Regions from separate parts of the Mus musculus genome. Here region 1 is linked to region 2. The links are chromatin loops, found by intact Hi-C in ENCODE. Cell type or tissue: left cerebral cortex. All regions are shown on one strand. Each heading gives the region's core, and the rest is flanking DNA. Links, peaks and the distances in the headings are about the cores only. Region 1 has its middle 420 kb from the start of Adam6a. Region 2 has its middle 440 kb from the start of Mir7094-1.

What was found. Hi-C counts contacts between places; a loop is a spot of excess contacts. Peaks named below come from ENCODE experiments on the same cell type or tissue, not always from the same donor. Only the 100,000 strongest peaks of a DNase experiment are listed, where the experiment ranks them.
Region 1: it touches region 2 in a loop (14-fold over the local background); 26 of 42 quality-filtered maps call a loop at or near these places.

Annotation. Positions count from the first base shown.
Region 1 is chr12:113,959,349-113,967,692 of GRCm38, reverse strand. It overlaps Igh and Ighv3-1. Among named protein-coding and RNA genes, the nearest start is that of Adam6a, 420 kb to the right of the region's middle. In left cerebral cortex, for the core only: no CTCF peak of the experiment used is centred there; no DNase peak of the experiment used is centred there.
Region 2 is chr12:114,030,166-114,038,509 of GRCm38, reverse strand. It overlaps Igh and the pseudogene Ighv3-2. Among named protein-coding and RNA genes, the nearest start is that of Mir7094-1, 440 kb to the left of the region's middle. In left cerebral cortex, for the core only: no CTCF peak of the experiment used is centred there; a DNase peak (open chromatin) is centred at 3,335.

The DNA.
Region 1 (8,344 bases), core at 77-8,076, 71 kb after region 2:
TAAATAGGGAGTAACTGAAGGAATACAAAAGTAGAAAAAAATTAGGCAACGTGTGTCTCAAATGTTGTTAGGAATATGTGTATATTTAGAAATATGTGAAAGCTGACTGTTAAAATGCTGCCTTTGGTGCTGAAATTAAGGAAACAATTACAAATTCCAAAAACACTACTTTGAACGTAGATGAATAAAGCTCTCACTTTCTTCACAGATCTGCTAATAGCTTTGATTGCCTTCATTTTCTATAAAGACCCATACACACATTAGGAAAATGTCCACCAAAGGAGTTTATCAAAATAAAATAAATTTAGGATGTTTAATGACACACTAGTAGGTAGTCTCATTGATGAGCTAGATGTACTTCCTACAATGGACAAGGATAGGAGCTCTCATCTTTCAGGAGACAAAGCAGTGTGAAGGTGGCAGTTTACCTGTGTGTGCTGGTGTTTCCCTCATAAATTTAATTTTACTTCTCCTTGCTCATTTTAACAGTCTGTCATTTCTCTTTTGGTGGGGTGGATCTCATGCACACTATGATAAATGACAGAGGTGCAAGTAGGGGGATTATAAAATCTATTGGCTCAGGTATTTTATAACTAGACAAAGACCCAGAGATTATCATTCTGTTGTTAAGGTAATATAGAGACAGTCCATTGGTGTAAACCATGGGAGCTTCATCATACAGTATCCTTTCCAAAACGAGATATTTTGTCAGGATTCTACTGAGCTGGGATTTTTAAAGGACCACATTATAATCAGGAAGATTCCAGCCCTTCCCATACTACACAGTCATTGCAATGCTCCTAAATCTGTGCTTATGTTGCTCTGACCCTCAGAAAAATTGATAGAGCATTGCAAAATGCTCCAGCAGATAGTTGGAGCTGACGGACTGTAATAAATCAGAGAGAGAGAGAACATTCCATCCTTGATATAAAGTAAGATTAGATAAAAAACGCACAATGTGATATTGACTGATTTGTCTGCATAACCCACTGAATTATACACTCGTGCTTTGAAACGCCGATCATGGATTGATTCGATGGGCAGATAGCAGAGATATTTTGAAAAATTGCAGTTTCTTTGTAAAATGTAAAAGAGCATAAAAAAGAATACCAAATATATTCACATGTTTTCAAAATGTTGATCTATCATGAAAATGTAAATTAAGAGAGTAGTTTGAAATTTCATCTAATCCAAGCCAATGACATTTATTAAGGAAACAAATGACACAAAATGCTAATGAGTAATTGGTGAAAGCAGAAACATAATGCATGATTGATTTAACCTGTGGTAGTACTTTTGGATTTTTGTCTGAATGGTCTCCCAAAAGGTAAAATTACAAGTGTAATCTGAATTGTCAGGACTCTCTACTGGAAATATACTACCAGATCATCTGTGCAACAACAATAAGACCGTGTACGATTTAGGAAAGATGGGAATGCATATTATGAGTGGGAAGAGAGAAGAAAACTAGTAACAGAGTGGACTTACTAATAAGAAAGCAAGAAAAAGTTTTGTGAGCATTCTATAGCCTCAGTAATAGTGTGGGGCCTTGGGACCTTCCCTTGAACTGGATCCCACTTTGGGCCTATTGCTGGACCTTCTTTTCCTCAGGATCCTCTCCATTTCCATCTCTGTAATTTTTTTCAGACAGGACCAATTATGGATCAGAGATATGACTGTGGGATGGCAGCCCAATCCCTGACTTGATGCCCTGTCTTCCTACTGGAGGTGGTTTCCAAAAGTTCCCTCTCCCTTCTATGGGACATTTCAACAAAGGTCCCTCCCTATGATTCCTTGGAAACTCTCACCTCCCAGGTCTCTGGTGCATTCTGGGGGGAGGGTCACCCCAATTTTCTATTTCCTGAGACTGCCTGTTTATATTCTTTCTGCTGACCTTCAGGGCTTCAGTCATTTTCCCTCACCCAATATCAGACCAGGTTCTGCTCTAACCCTTACTGCCCCCCGAGCCCATTCACACTATTACTGAGGCTATGGAATGCTCACAAAAAGGGATCTATCATGACTGCACTCCAAAAGACCCAACAAGCAGCTGAAAGAATCAGATGCAGTTATTTTCACCCAAGCAATGACCCCTGGTGTTGAATTAGGGAAAGCAGAAAGGAGCTGAGGAGAAGGGAGATTCTGAAGGAGAACATGCAGTCCTAATTAATCTGAACCCCTGAGATCTTTCAAACACTGGACCACCAAACAGACAGCATAACCAGCTGATACGAGGCCCCCAACACACATACTGCAGAAAACCTTCAGGTTTGTGTTCATTCAGAGATGATTCACCTAACCCTCAAGAGACTGGAGGCCCCAGGGAGTTTAGAGGTCAGGTGGGGTGGGGGGTGGGGGCATCCAAGTGGAGACAGGGTGGGGCTGGGAGGAGATGTGGGATGTGGAGCAATCAGAGGGTGGATGTGGAGGGGTGGGAATGGAATATGGAGTGTAAACAAAAGAATTACAAATAAAATTAAATTTTAAAAAAGAAAGCAAGAAAACAGGAATTCAAGTGTGAAAAAAAAAGTTGGCACTGACCTGAGACATTAAAAACACAGGACCAAAAATGTGTCTGTGCGGAGGTTGGTCTAGGACGAGATGGTAGGACCATATCTTGATGTGTTTGCTATAATTGCTATTATCCTCATTCTTTCTTATGCCATACTCTCAGTATAGGAAAACAGGGATAGTGATGATCTAATTTAATAACCAAGTGCAGTCAGTAGCCACCTCGACAATTATGAAGGCAAGGCTGGTTCCTATATGCAAATGCATCTTCTAGCTCTATGTTAAATCCCCTCCTTGGATGTAGTGGTCACATTGCTCTCACTGGAGGCTGATCTCTGAAGATAAGGGGGTGTAGCCTAAAAGATGAGCGTGCTGATTCTTTTGTGGCTGTTCACAGCCTTTCCTGGTGAGTGTTGACATTTCATACATGTGTCCATGATGTGTTTTTTAAATGTGTGATTAACAGAATTGAATCTTCTTTCTGAAGGTATCCTGTCTGATGTGCAGCTTCAGGAGTCAGGACCTGGCATGGTGAAACCTTCTCAGTCACTTTCCCTCACCTGCACTGTCACTGGCTACTCCATCACCAGTGGTTATGACTGGCACTGGATCCGACATTTTCCAGGAAACAAACTGGAGTGGATGGGCTACATAAGCTACAGTGGTAGCACTAACTACAACCCATCCCTCAAAAGTCGAATCTCCATCACTCATGACACATCTAAGAACCATTTCTTCCTGAAGTTGAATTCTGTGACTACTGAGGACACAGCCACATATTACTGTGCAAGAGACACAGTGTGGAGTCTTCACTGTGAGCCCAGACAAAAACCTCCTTGCAGAGCAGCACTGCACCAACAGGGGGCATGGAGCATACACCAATAATGGGAAATCTACTTTAAAGTAGGTAAAAAAAAAATTGTTGCCCAAAACTCTGGCACCAGACTCCAGGTATACAGTAAGAAACATTGGTGCTAATAATTTCAGTCAATATAATGTGCACAGCCCAATAAAACTCCTTATGTTATACCCAAAATTCTTCAATGGGAGCACCTTCCAGAGCCTCCAAATCCCAGCTCAAAACCCAGCTGAAGTCTGATGGCCTCGTGGAGGACAAATCATTACTAGAAACCCCAAAAACCAAACCAGAACCCCTGAAGACACATTGGTATCCAGAACCCCAGTGACCATGGCATTTTTCTGAATCCCAGAAACCCTGAGGGAACTTGAGAGCCCCAGAGGTCACTTGGGCAACAAAAACCCCAAATCCTTATTAGATCTGAAGATACTCTGGCCACTAGAAAACAGGCAGCTCAAAAACACTAAAGCAGAACGAGAAACCTTAAAAAAAAACTCATTTGTCAAAGAAAAAAATCAGAAACTTGCACCTAAACTTCTAAAATTATCCCATAGCCAAATGACTAGAGACAAGTACAAGAACAACATTAAAAACAATCAGGGCAATATGGTAACACTCGAGCCCAGCTATACAAGTATAGCATATTCCAACACAGCTGAAGTACAAGCAAATTTTTTTTAAATGCAACATTATGAAGGTGATAAAATCCACTAAAGACTATCTACAAAATGCCTTTATAGAAACCTAGAAAAAGACAAATGTACAGGGAGCCTGCCCAGCACAAGTTCTCTCTTTCTCTCTCTTGAAGGCAGCAGCTGATGAAAGTATTGGTGATAGGGCATCATGCAAATAGCAGAGAGGCCCAGTGATAGGAATGGGTGATTTGGGGGGTCAATACTACTGACAGAACAAAGGTTAATTATCCAGACCTTAGCAAGAATGCCCAGGGAGAAACTCTAAACTTTTTTAAAAATTATTTTTATTGTTCTCTATTCCATCTGCCACTCATCCGGCTTCTATAAGGGTGTTCCCCCACACCCTCTTCTGCCTCACCACCTTAGTGTTTCCCTATGGAGAGGAACTGAGCCTTCACAGGACCAAGGGTCGGCCCTCTCATTCGTGCCAAATAAGTCCATCCTCTGCTACATATGCAGATGGAGTCATGGGTCCCCTTCATGTGTACTCTTTGGTGGTGGTTTAGTACTTGGAAATTCTAGGGGCCCTGGTTGGTTGATATTGTTCTTCCTGTGGGGTATAAACCCCTTCAACTCCTTCAGCCCTTTCCCTAATTTCCTATATTGGCTTCCCTTGATCAGTCTGATGGTTGACTTCAAGCATTCACATCTGATTTGGTCAGGCTCTGGCAGAGTCTTCCAGGAGACAGCCATCCCAGTCTCCTCTCTGCAAGAGCTTCTTGACATCACCAATACTGTGTGGGTTTGGTAAATGCATATGAGATGGATCCCCAAGTGGGACAGTTTCTGTATGCCATTTTCTTAAATCTCTGTTCCACACTTTATTTCCATTAGACATGCCTAACCTCTGGATTTGGTATCTACAGGTTCTCTCTCTTTGTTGACTATTTCAGCTGACACCATCACCATTAGATCCTGGGAGACTCTTGCTTTCCTGGAATCTGTGACTTCCTGATGGCTACCCCCAGTTTGCCATTTCCCACTGCTACACATCTTTGTTCAATTTTCTGACCTTCTGTCCTTCTCCCCTGTCACCTTCCACACTGGATCCTTTTAGCCTTCCCCAGCCTTGAAGCAGGCTGATTCAGACCTTGCTGCCACTGTGAATGAGACTACCTGGGGTGGAGCCTTCTGACCTAGATGGTTCTATTGTTCTGTCACTTGCTGCTGCTCTTCTCCAAGATGCCACTACCTCTGAGAGGCTGAACCTGTCTACCTGAGATATCCCTGAGATGGCTGAAAAACCTGTGGAATTGGCGACTGAATGCGAACAGCTCTGACAGACTAGTGCTAACAACTTAGCAAGGAAGCATCAAGAAGCATGGCGTGGCTGAAGATGGGCTTCCCCACTTTATAAGCACAGACTGCTAGTAAACATCGGGCCATGATCAGAAATTTGTCTTGGTCTCTTTACTTCTCTCGCTGTTCCCTCCTTTACAGCTCCAGCCTCCCATTCAGGAACCCAGTTCATGTGGCCTCAGACTTCTATTAGATCCTGCCCCCTTTCCCTTCCCCTTTCTTTCTCCCTCTCAAATCCCTCACTTCCTCTACCTCCTCTGATTACCCCCCCCTTCTGAGTAGGAGTGAAGCATACACACTTTGGTCTTCCTTCACTTGAGCTTCATAAGTTTTGTGAGGATTATAGATGGTATACCAAGCTGTTATCCTAATATCCACTTATCAGTGAGTACATACCATGTGTGCTCTTTTGTGACTGGGGTACCTCACTCTGGATGATATTTTCTAGTTCCATCCATTTGCCTGTGAATTTCATGAAGTCGTTGTTTCTTTTTTTTTCCATATTTTTATTGGGTATTTATTTCAATTACATTTCCAATGCTATCCCAAAATTCCCCACATGCTCCCCCACCCACTCCCCTACCCACCCACTCCCACTTCTTGGCACTGGCATTCCCCTGTACTGAGGCATATAAAGTTTGCACAACCAATGGGCCTCTCTTTCCACTGATGACTGACTAGGCCATCTTCTGATTCATATGCATCCAGAGACATGAGCTCCGGGGGGGGGGGTAATAGTTAGTTTATATTGTTGTTCCACCTATAGGATTTCAGATCCCTTCAGCTCCTTGAGTATTTTCCCTAGCTCCTCCATTGGGGGCCCTGTGATCCATCCAATAGCTGACTGTGAGCATCCACTTCTGTGTTTGCCAGACCCCGGCATAGTCTCACAAAAGACAGCCATATCTGGGTCCTTTTAGCAAAATGTTGCTAGTGTATGCAATGGTGTCAGCGTTTGGAAGCTGATTATTTTATTAGATATTTTCTTCATTTGCATTTCAAATGCTACCCTGAAAGTCCCCTAATAGCTGAGTAGTATTCCGTTGTGTAAATGTTCCACATTTTTCTATATGCATTCCTTTGTTGAGGGACATCTTAGTTATTTCCAGGTTCTGGCTATCATAGACAAGGCAGCTATTAATATAGTGAAGAATGTGTCTTTGATTTATGCTGGAAAAATCTTCTGGGTATATGCTTAGAAGTAGTATACCTGGCTCCTCAGTTAGTACTATGTCCAATTTCCTTAGGAGCTGCCAGACTGAATTCCAGCATGGTTGTAACAGCTTGCAATCCCACCAGCAATGGAGGAATGCTCCTCTTTCTCTACATCTTTGCCAGCATCTGATGTCATTTCAGTTTTTGATCTTAGCCATTCTGACTGGTGTGAGATGGAATCAAAGGGTTCTTTTCACTTGGATTTCCCTGATGATGAAGGATATTGAACATTTCTTTAGGTGCTTTTCAGCCACTGGAGAATCCTCAGTTGAGAAATCTTTTTAGCTCTGCACCCCATTTTCAATAGTGTCATTTGGTTCTCTGGAGTATAGGGTGTTTTTATAAAAAAATTTTATTAGATATTTTCTTCAATTTCAGTTCAGAATACTATCCCCAAAGTCCCCTATACCCTACCCTCTACCTCCTCCTCCAACCCACCTGCCACAGACTTTAGTGGAGTCAGCTTGACAGATGAAATTCTGAAAGCTTTTTCATGAGGAAAGAGTTTCAAGGAAACTTATTACTGGATCTTTGGCTATTCCCCTAACCCATGAAATTAATTTTCCAAATCCACATTATTCTAGTGTATGGATCCACATGCACTCTATAATATATTACCTTATTGTAATGCCTTTTAAGATTGTATTCTAACATAGCTAAAGCCTTTCCCAGAGTTCTTAGATTCCAGTTAGCAGCAAGGAGTTTAACCTATTCTGTAACTAATTAAGCACTACCATAAAACAATAAAGCACTAGCCATTAACTCAGCTGTCTGCAGAAAGAGACTAAAAGTCTCACTGAGATAGAAATCTTTTACTACAGGCTACATTCCATGTCAAGAGCAAGTTGATATACTACCCTGATAAGGGGGAACTCTCCAGACAGGATAAGTTTTACTAGACCTAAGAATTTAGAGCTCCGTAATAACACATTACTCTTAAGGCCTGTCAAGAGTTAACAACCCCCTGATGCTATTAACCCTAAAGTGTGAAATTCTTGCCTGGCATTAGGCTGATCCTAGGCAGTTCTTGTTGTCCCTAATGTAAACATTTAATTAGTCCCTGTAAATTCCTTTCTGCTGTAACTGGTGAATCTCAGTGTATCTTGTCTTTTTGTGATTTGTATCTTCTGATAATTCGTTATAATATAAGTCTGAAGCTCAACCAGAACATTACATTCAGATCCAACACCACTCTTGCGTGTTTGGCTGTCTGTCACTACATCCTACTCTTTGCCCATCTGCCTAAGTGATCTTGTTCCACACAGACCAGGGACCCAGAGGGTCTGTGGACCCACCCAATCCCACTTCCTAACCCTGGCATTCCCCTGTACTGAGACATATAATCTTCGCAAGACCAAAAGCCTCTCCTACCATTGATGGCCTACTAAGCCATTCTCTGCTACATATGCAACTAGAGACATAAGATCAGCAGTGTACTGTATAGTTCATATTGTTGTTCCTCCTATAGGGTTACAGACCCTTTCAGCTCCTTGGGTACTTTCTCTAGCTTCTTCAATAGGGGCTCTGGGTTACATCCAATAGATAACTGTGAGCATCCACTTCTGTATTTGCCAGGCACTGGCATAGCCTCACAAGAGACAGCTATATCAGGGTCCTGTCAGCAAAATCTTGCTGGCACATGCAATAGTGTCTGGGTTTGGTGGTTGTTTATGGGATGGATCCCTGGGTGGGGCAGTCTCTGGATGGTCCTTTCTTTCCTCTCAGCTCTAAACTTTGTCTCTGTAACTCCTTTCATGGGTATTTT
Region 2 (8,344 bases), core at 287-8,286:
CCTGTGGCAAAAAAGCTGAGCCCTGGATTCCAGCCAAATCTTCCTTTTTAGTGACTATCACTGAAAATAGTCTACTCACCATGGAGTTGGGGATTATTTTATTATTAGTAGTATTATTATTATTTATTATGTTTTACTTGTTGCTTTTTAAAAGTTAATGAACAGAAAAGAGACTCTGTGTAAGAGGACATGCATAAGATGGACAGTGAATATATGCAACAATTTTCTGACTATGATTCTCTCTGTTTTTCAGGCATACTATATGAGATACCACTTGTAGAATCTGAAGGCAGCTTGTTATAGCCTGGAGTGTTCATTAAATTCTCTTCTGAAGCGACTGGATCCACCTTCAGTGATGCACTGGATTCACCAAGCCCCAGGGAAGGGGCTAGAGTGGGTCAGCAGATATAAAATAATAGTGGAGTGTAAAAACTATGCAGAGTCTGTGAAGGATAGATTTGCCATCTACAGGAACAATTCTAAGAGCTTATTGTATCTACAAATAAACAAATCTAAGAAGTGAGGACACTGCCATGTGTTACTGTGTGAGAGATACAGTGAGGAAAGTAAATTGTGAGGTCTGACACAATACTCTCCAAAATGTGCTCATGGCCAGCAGAGGACATGGGCTCACAAGGAGGTTCAGGTCAACAGAAGTAGAGTAGGATTGGGAAGGGTAAAAATATTCTGCCTGATTGGTTTCAAATAAATTTGTCTTTAATTCTGATGGACATGTTTAAATACAGGATATATTCTGTTCAGAAAAAAAAAAAACTCATAGCATTAACAAGGCAGATAAGACTCCCCTGCGGGCACCACGATCTCATGATGAGGCTGCATGAGACTAACAATTATTTGTAAAAACAAATGAAGTTGCAGGGAGGTGTTACCAAATTTCTCTGATGATTGAAACTCATGCCAGGGATTCCAGAAACACTTGGAATAATCCAGGTCAGGGGTCATTATGAGGCCTTCAGTAAAGGGCTGAAAAATACATCCCAAGGTATAATATGCTAAGAATATTTGTTTGGAAATAGTATTGTCGAATATAATATAACTAATGTTAAATTCCACAAACAATTCAGTTGTATTCTGCCTTCCTCTGTGACTGAGATCTGTCATCTGTGAAAGAGGGAGATACTCACCCTGTATGCATTGAACCTACAGTGCATCCTATAAGGATAGGACATTGTTCTTGTCATGGGAGTACACTTTCTCCTCTGCAATGTCTAATGGTCAGGTCATACTCTGGGTTTAAATAGGAGAGACTTGTTCTCAATTACATGTGCTGCACGCCACAGCTTAACTGCTCAGGCTGAAGGGAATGCATCTTTCACTCCTGAATCACATGCTTTTGGCATTCCTTTAGTTATGTGATTAAACAGATATTCCCATTGCACCATTCTAGCATAAATAGGGAGTAACTGAAGGAATACAAAAGTAGAAAAAATTTAGGCAACGTGTGTCTCAAATGTTGTTAGGAATATGTGTATATTTTGAAATATGTGAAAGCTGACTGTTAAAATGCTGCCTTTGGTGCTGAAATTAAGGAAACAATTACAAATTCCAGAAACACTACTTTGAACGTAGATGAATAAAGCTCTCACTTTCTTCACAGATCTGCTAATACCTTTGAATGCCTTCATTTTCTATAAAGACCCATACACACATTAGGAAAATGTCCATCAAAGGAGTTTTTCAAAATAAAATAAATTTAGGATGTTTAATGACACACTAGTAGGTAGTCTCATTGATGAGCTAGATGTACTTCCTACAGTGGACAAGGATAGGAGCTCTCATCTTTCAGGAGACAAAGCAGTGTGAAGGTGGGAGATTACCTGTGTGTGCTGGTTTTCCCTCCTAAATTTAATTCTACTTCTCCTTGCTCATTTTAATAGTCTGTCATTTCTCTTTTGGTAGGGTGGATCTCATGCACACTATGATAAATGACAGAGGTGCAAGTAGGGGGATTATAAAATCTATTGGCTCAGGTATTTTATAACTAGACAAAGACCCAGAGATTATCATTCTGTTGTTAAGATAATATAGAGACAATCCATTGCTGTAAACCATGGGAGCTTCATCATACAGTATCCTTTCCAAAACGAGATATCTTGTCAGAATTCTACTGAGCTGGGATTTTTAAAGGAGCACATTATAATCAGGAAGATTCCAGCCCTTCCCATACTACACAGTCATTGCAATGTTCCTAAATCTGTGCTTATGTTGCTCTGACCCTCAGAAAAATTGATAGAGCATTGCAAAATGCTCCAGCAGATAGTCAGAGCTGACGGACTGTAATAAATCAGAGAGAGAGAGAACATTCCATCCTTGATATAAAGTAAGATTAGATAAAAAGGCACAATATGATATTGACTGATTTGTCTACATAACCCACTGAATTATACACTCGTCCTTTGAAACGCCGATCATGGATTGATTCAATGGGCAGATATTTTGAAAAATTGCAGTTTCTTTGTAAAATGTAAAAGAGCATAAAAAAGAATACTACATATATTTACATGTTTTCAAAATGTTGATCTATCATGAAAATGTAAATTAAGAGAGTAGTTTGAAATTTCATCTAATCCAAGCCAATGACATTTATTAAGGAAACAAATGACACAAAATGCTAATGAGTAATTGGTGAAAGCAGAAACATAATGCATGATTGGTTTAACCTGTGGTAGTACTTTTGGATTTTTGTCTGTATGGTCTCCCAAAAGGTAAAATTACAAATGTAATCTGAATTGCCAGGACTCTCTACTGGAAATATACTACCAGATCATCGGTGCAACAACAATAAGACAGTGTACCATGATTTAGGAAAGATGGGAATGCATATTATGAGTGGGAAGAGAGAAGAAAACTAGTAACAGAGTGGACTTACTAATAAGAAAGCAAGAAAAAGTTTTGTGAGCGTTCTATAGCCTCAGTAATAGTTTGGGGCCTTGGGACCTTCCCTTGAGCTGGATCCCACTTTGGGCCTATTGCTGGACCTTCTTTTCCTCAGGATCCTCTCCATTTCCATCTCTGTAATTTTTTTCAGACAGGAACAATTATGGATCAGAGATATGACTGTGGGATGTCAATCCCATCCCTGACATGATGCCCTGTCTTCATACTGGAGGTGGTTTCTATAAGTTCACTCTCCCTTCTGTGGAGCATTTCTTCAAAGGTCCCTCCCTATGATTCCTTGGAGTCTCTCACCTCCCAGGTCTCTGGTGCATTCTGAGGGGGAGGGTCACCCCAATTTTCTATTTCCTGAGACTGCCTGTTTATATTCTTTCTGCTGGCCTTCAGGGCTTCAGTCATTTTCCCTCACCCAATATCAGACCAGGTTCCGCTCTAACCCTTACTGCCCCCTGACCCCATTCACACTATTACTGAGGCTATGGAATGTTCACAAAATGGGATCTATCATGACTGCACTCCAAAAGACCCAACAAGCAGCTGAAAGAATCAGATGCAGTTATTTTCACCCAAGCAATGGACAGAAGCAGCTGACCCCTGGTGTTCAATTAGGGAAAGCAGAAAGGAGCTGAGGAGAAGGGAGATTCTGAAGGAGAGCATGCAGTCCTAATTAATCTGAACCCCTGAGATCTTTCAAACACTAGACCACCAAACTGACAGCATTACCAGCTGATATGAGGCCCCCAACACACATACTGCAGAAAACCTTCAGGTTTGTGTTCATTCAGAGATGATTCACCTAACCCTCAAGAGACTGGAGGCCCCAGGGAGTTTAGAGGTCAGGTGGGGTGGGGGGTGTTGGCATCCACGTGGAGACAGTGTGGGGCTGGGAGGAGATGTGGGATGTGGAGCAATCAGAGGGTGGATGTGGAGGGGTGGGAATGGAATATGGAGTGTAAAAAAAAGAATTACAAATAAAATTAAATTTAAAAAAATAAAGCAAGAAAATAGGAATCCAAGTGTGAAAAAATAAGTTGGCACTGACCTAAGACATTAAAAACACAGGACCAAAAGGTTGGTCTAGGAAGAGATGGCAGGATCATATCTAGATGTGTTTCCTATAATTGCTATTATCCTCATTCTTTCTTATGCCATACTCTCACTATAGGAAAACAGGGATAGTGATGATCTAATTTAATAACCAAGTGCAGTCAGTAGCCACCTCGCCAATTATGAAGGCAAGGCTGGTTCCTACATGCAAATGCATCTTCTAGCTCTATGTTAAATCCCCTCCTTGGATGTAGGGGTCACATTGCTCTCACTGGAGGCTGATTTCTGAAGATAAGGGGGTGTAGCCTAAAAGATGAGCGTGCTGATTCTTTTGTGGCTGTTCACAGCCTTTCCTGGTGAGTGTTGACATTTCATACATGTGTCCATGATGTATTTTTTAAATGTGTCATTAACAGAATTGAATCTTCTTCTCTGAAGGTATCCTGTCTGATGTGCAGCTTCAGGAGTCAGGACCTGGCCTGGTGAAACCTTCTCAGTCACTTTCCCTCACCTGCACTGTCACTGGCTACTCCATCACCAGTGGTTATGACTGGAACTGGATCCGGCAGTTTCCAGGAAACAAACTGGAGTGGATGGGCTACATAAGCTACAGTGTAGCAAGTACTACAACCCATCTCTCAAAAGTCGAATCTCTATCACTCGAGACACATCCAAGAACCAGTTCTCCCTGGAATTGAATTCTGTGACTACTGAGGACACAGCCACATATTACTGTGCAAGAGACACAGTGTGGAGTCTTCACTGTGAGCCCAGACAAAAACCTCCTTGCAGAGCAGCACTGCACCAACAGGGGGCATGGAGCATACACCAATAATGGGAAATCTACTTTAAAGTAGGTAAAAAAAAATTGTTGCCCAAAACTCTGGCACCAGACTCCAGGTATACAGTAAGAAACATTGGTGCTAATAATTTCAGTCAATATAATGTGCACAGCCCAATAAAACTCCTTATGTTATACCCAGAATTCTTCAATGGGAGCATCTTCCAGAGCTTCCAAATCCCAGCTCAAAACCCAGCTGAAGTCTGACGGCCTCATAGAGGACAAATCATTACTAGAAACCCCAAAAACCAAACCAGAACCCCTGAAGACACATTGGTATCCAGAACCCCAGTGACCATGGCATTTTTCTCAATCCCAGAAACCCTGAGGGAACTTGAGAGCCCCAGAGGTCACTCGAGCCACAAAAACCCCAAATCCTTATTAGATCTGAAGATACTCTGGCCACTAGAAAACAGGCAGCTCAAAAACACTAAAGCAGAAAGAGAAACCTTGAAAAAAAACTCATTTGTCAAAGAAAAAAATCAGAAACTTGCAACTAAACTTCTAAAATTATCCCATAGCCAAATGACTAGAGGCAAGTATAAGAACACCATTAAAAACAATCAGGGCAATATGGTAACACTGGAGCCCAGCTATCCAACTATAGCATATTCCAACACAGCTGAAGTACAAGCAAATTTTTTAAATGCAACATTATGAAGGTGATAAAATCCACTAAGGACTATCTACATAATGCCTTTATAGAAACCTAGAAAAAAGACAAATGTACAGGAAGCCTGCCCAGCACAAGTTCTCTCTTTCTCTCTCTTGAAGGCAGCAGCTGATGAAAGCATTGGTGATATGGCATCATGCAAATAGCAGAGAGGCCCAGTGATAGGAATGGGTGATTTGGGGGGTCAATACTACTGACAGAACAAAGATTAATTATCCAGACCTTAGCAAGAATGCCCAGGGAGAAACTCCAAACTCTTTTTTTTTAATTATTTTTATTGTTCCCTATTCCATCTGCCACTCATCCTGCTTCTATAAGGGTGTTCCCCCACACCCTCTTCTGCCTTACCACCTTAGTGTTTCCCTATGGAGAGGAACTGAGCCTTCACAGGATCAAGGGTCGGCCCTCTCATTAGTGCCAGATAAGTCCATCCTCTGATACATATGCAGATGGAGTCATGGGTCCCCTTCATGTGTACTCTTTGGTGGTGGTTTAGTACTTGGAAATTCTAGGGGCCCTGGTTGGTTGATATTGTTCTTCCTGTGGGGTATAAACCCCTTCAACTCCTTCAGCCCTTTCCCTAATTTCCTATATTGGGTTCCCTTGATCAATCTGATGGTTGACTTCAAGCATCCACATCTGATTTGGTCAGGCTCTGGCAGAGTCTTCCAGGAGACAGCCATCCCAGTCTCCTGTCTGCAAGAGCTTCTTGACATCACCAATACTGTGTGGGTCTGGTAAATGCATATGAGATGGATCCCCAAGTGGGACAGTTTCTGTATGTCATTTCCTTAAATCTCTGTTCCACACTTTATTTCCTTTAGACATGCCTAACCTCTGGATATGGTATCTACAGGTTCTCTCTCTTTGTTGACTATTTCAGCTGACACCATCCCCATTAGATCCTGGGAGACTCTTGCTTTCCTGGAATCTGTGACATCCTGATGGCTACCCCCAGTTTGCCATTTCCCACTGCTACACACCTTTGTTCAATTTTCTGACCTTCTGTCCTTCTCCCCTGTCACCTTCCACACTGGTTCCTTTTAGCCTCCCCCAGCCTTGAAGCAGGCTGATTCAGACCTTGCTGCCACTGTGAATGAGACCACCTGGGGTGGAGCCTTCTGACATAGATGGTTCTATTGTTCTGTCACTTGCTGCTGCTCTTCTCCAAGATGTCACTACCTCTGAGAGGCTGAACCTGACTACCTGAAATATCCCTGAGATAGCTGACAACCTGTGGAATTGGCGACCGAATGCTAACAGCTCTGTCAGACTAGTGCTAACAACTTAGCAAGGAAGCATCAAGAAGCCTGGTGTGGCTGAAGATGGGCTTCCCCACTTTATAAGCACAGACTGCTAGTACACATCTGGCCATGATCAGAAATTTGTCTTGGTCTCTTTCCTTCTCTCGCTGTTCCCTCCTTTACAGCTCCAGCCTCCCATTCAGGAACCCAGTTCATGTGGCCTCAGATGGCTACAGATCCTGCCCCCTTTTCCTTCCCCTTTCTTTCTCCCTCTCAAATCCCTCACTTCCTCTACCTCCTCTTATTATTTCCCCACTTCTCAGTAGGAGTGAAGCATACAAACTTTGGTCTTTCTTCACTTGAGCTTCATAAGGTTTGTGAGGATTATTGTTGGTATGCCAAGCTGTTATCCTAATATCCACTTCTCAGTGAGTACATACCATGTGTGTTCTTTTGTGACTGGGGTACCTCACTCTGGATGATATTTTCTAGTTCCATCCATTTGCCTGTGAATTTCATGAAGTCGTTGTTTCTTTTTTTTCCATATTTTTATTGGCTATTTATTTCAATTACATTTCCAATGCTATCACAAAAGTCCCCCACACGCTCCCCCACCCACTCCCCTACCCACCCACTCCCACTTCTTGGCCCTGGCGTTCCCCTGTACTGAGGCATATAAAGTTTGCACGACCAATGGGCCTCTCTTTCCACTGATGGCCAACTAGGCCATCTTCTGATTCATATGCAGATAGAGACACAAGCTCCAGGAGGGGTATTGGTTAGTTCATATTGTTGTTCCACCTATAGGATTGCAGATCCCTTCGGCTCCTTGAGTACTTTCCCTAGCTCCTCCATTGGGGGCCTTGTGATCCATCCAATAGCTGACTGTGAGCATCCACTTCTGTGTTTGCCAGGTCCCGGCATAGTCTCACAAGAGACAGCCATATCTGGGTCCTTTTAGCAAAGTCTTGCTAGTGTATGCAATGGTGTCAGCATTTGGAAGCTCATTATTTTATTAGATATTTTCTTCATTTGCATTTCAAATGCTACCCTGAAAGTCCTCTAATAGCTGATTAGTACTCCATTGTGTAAATGTTCCATATTTTTCTATATGCATTCCTTTGTTAAGGGATATCTTAGGTATTTCCAGGTTCTGGCTATCATAGATAAGGCAGCTATTAATATAGTGAAGAATGTATCCTTGATTTATGTTGGAAAATCTTCTGGGTATATGCTTAGAAGTAGTATACCTGGCTCCTCAGTTAGTACTATGTCCAATTTCCTTAGGAGCTGCCAGACTGAATTCCAGCATGGTTGTATCAGCTTGCAATCCCACCAGCAATGGAGGAATGCTCCTCTTTCTCTACATCTTTGCCAGCATCTGATGTCATTTGAGTTTTTGATCTTAGCCATTCTGACTGGTGTGAGATGGAATCAAAGGGTTGTTTTCACTTGGATTTCCATGATGATGAAGGGTGTTGAACATTTCTTTAGGTGCTTTTCGGCCACTAGAGAATCCTCAGTTGAGAATTCTTCTTAGCTCTGCACCCCATTTTCAATAGGGTCATTTGGTTCTCTGGAGTATACTTTTTTTATAAAAAATTTTATTAGATATTTTCTTCA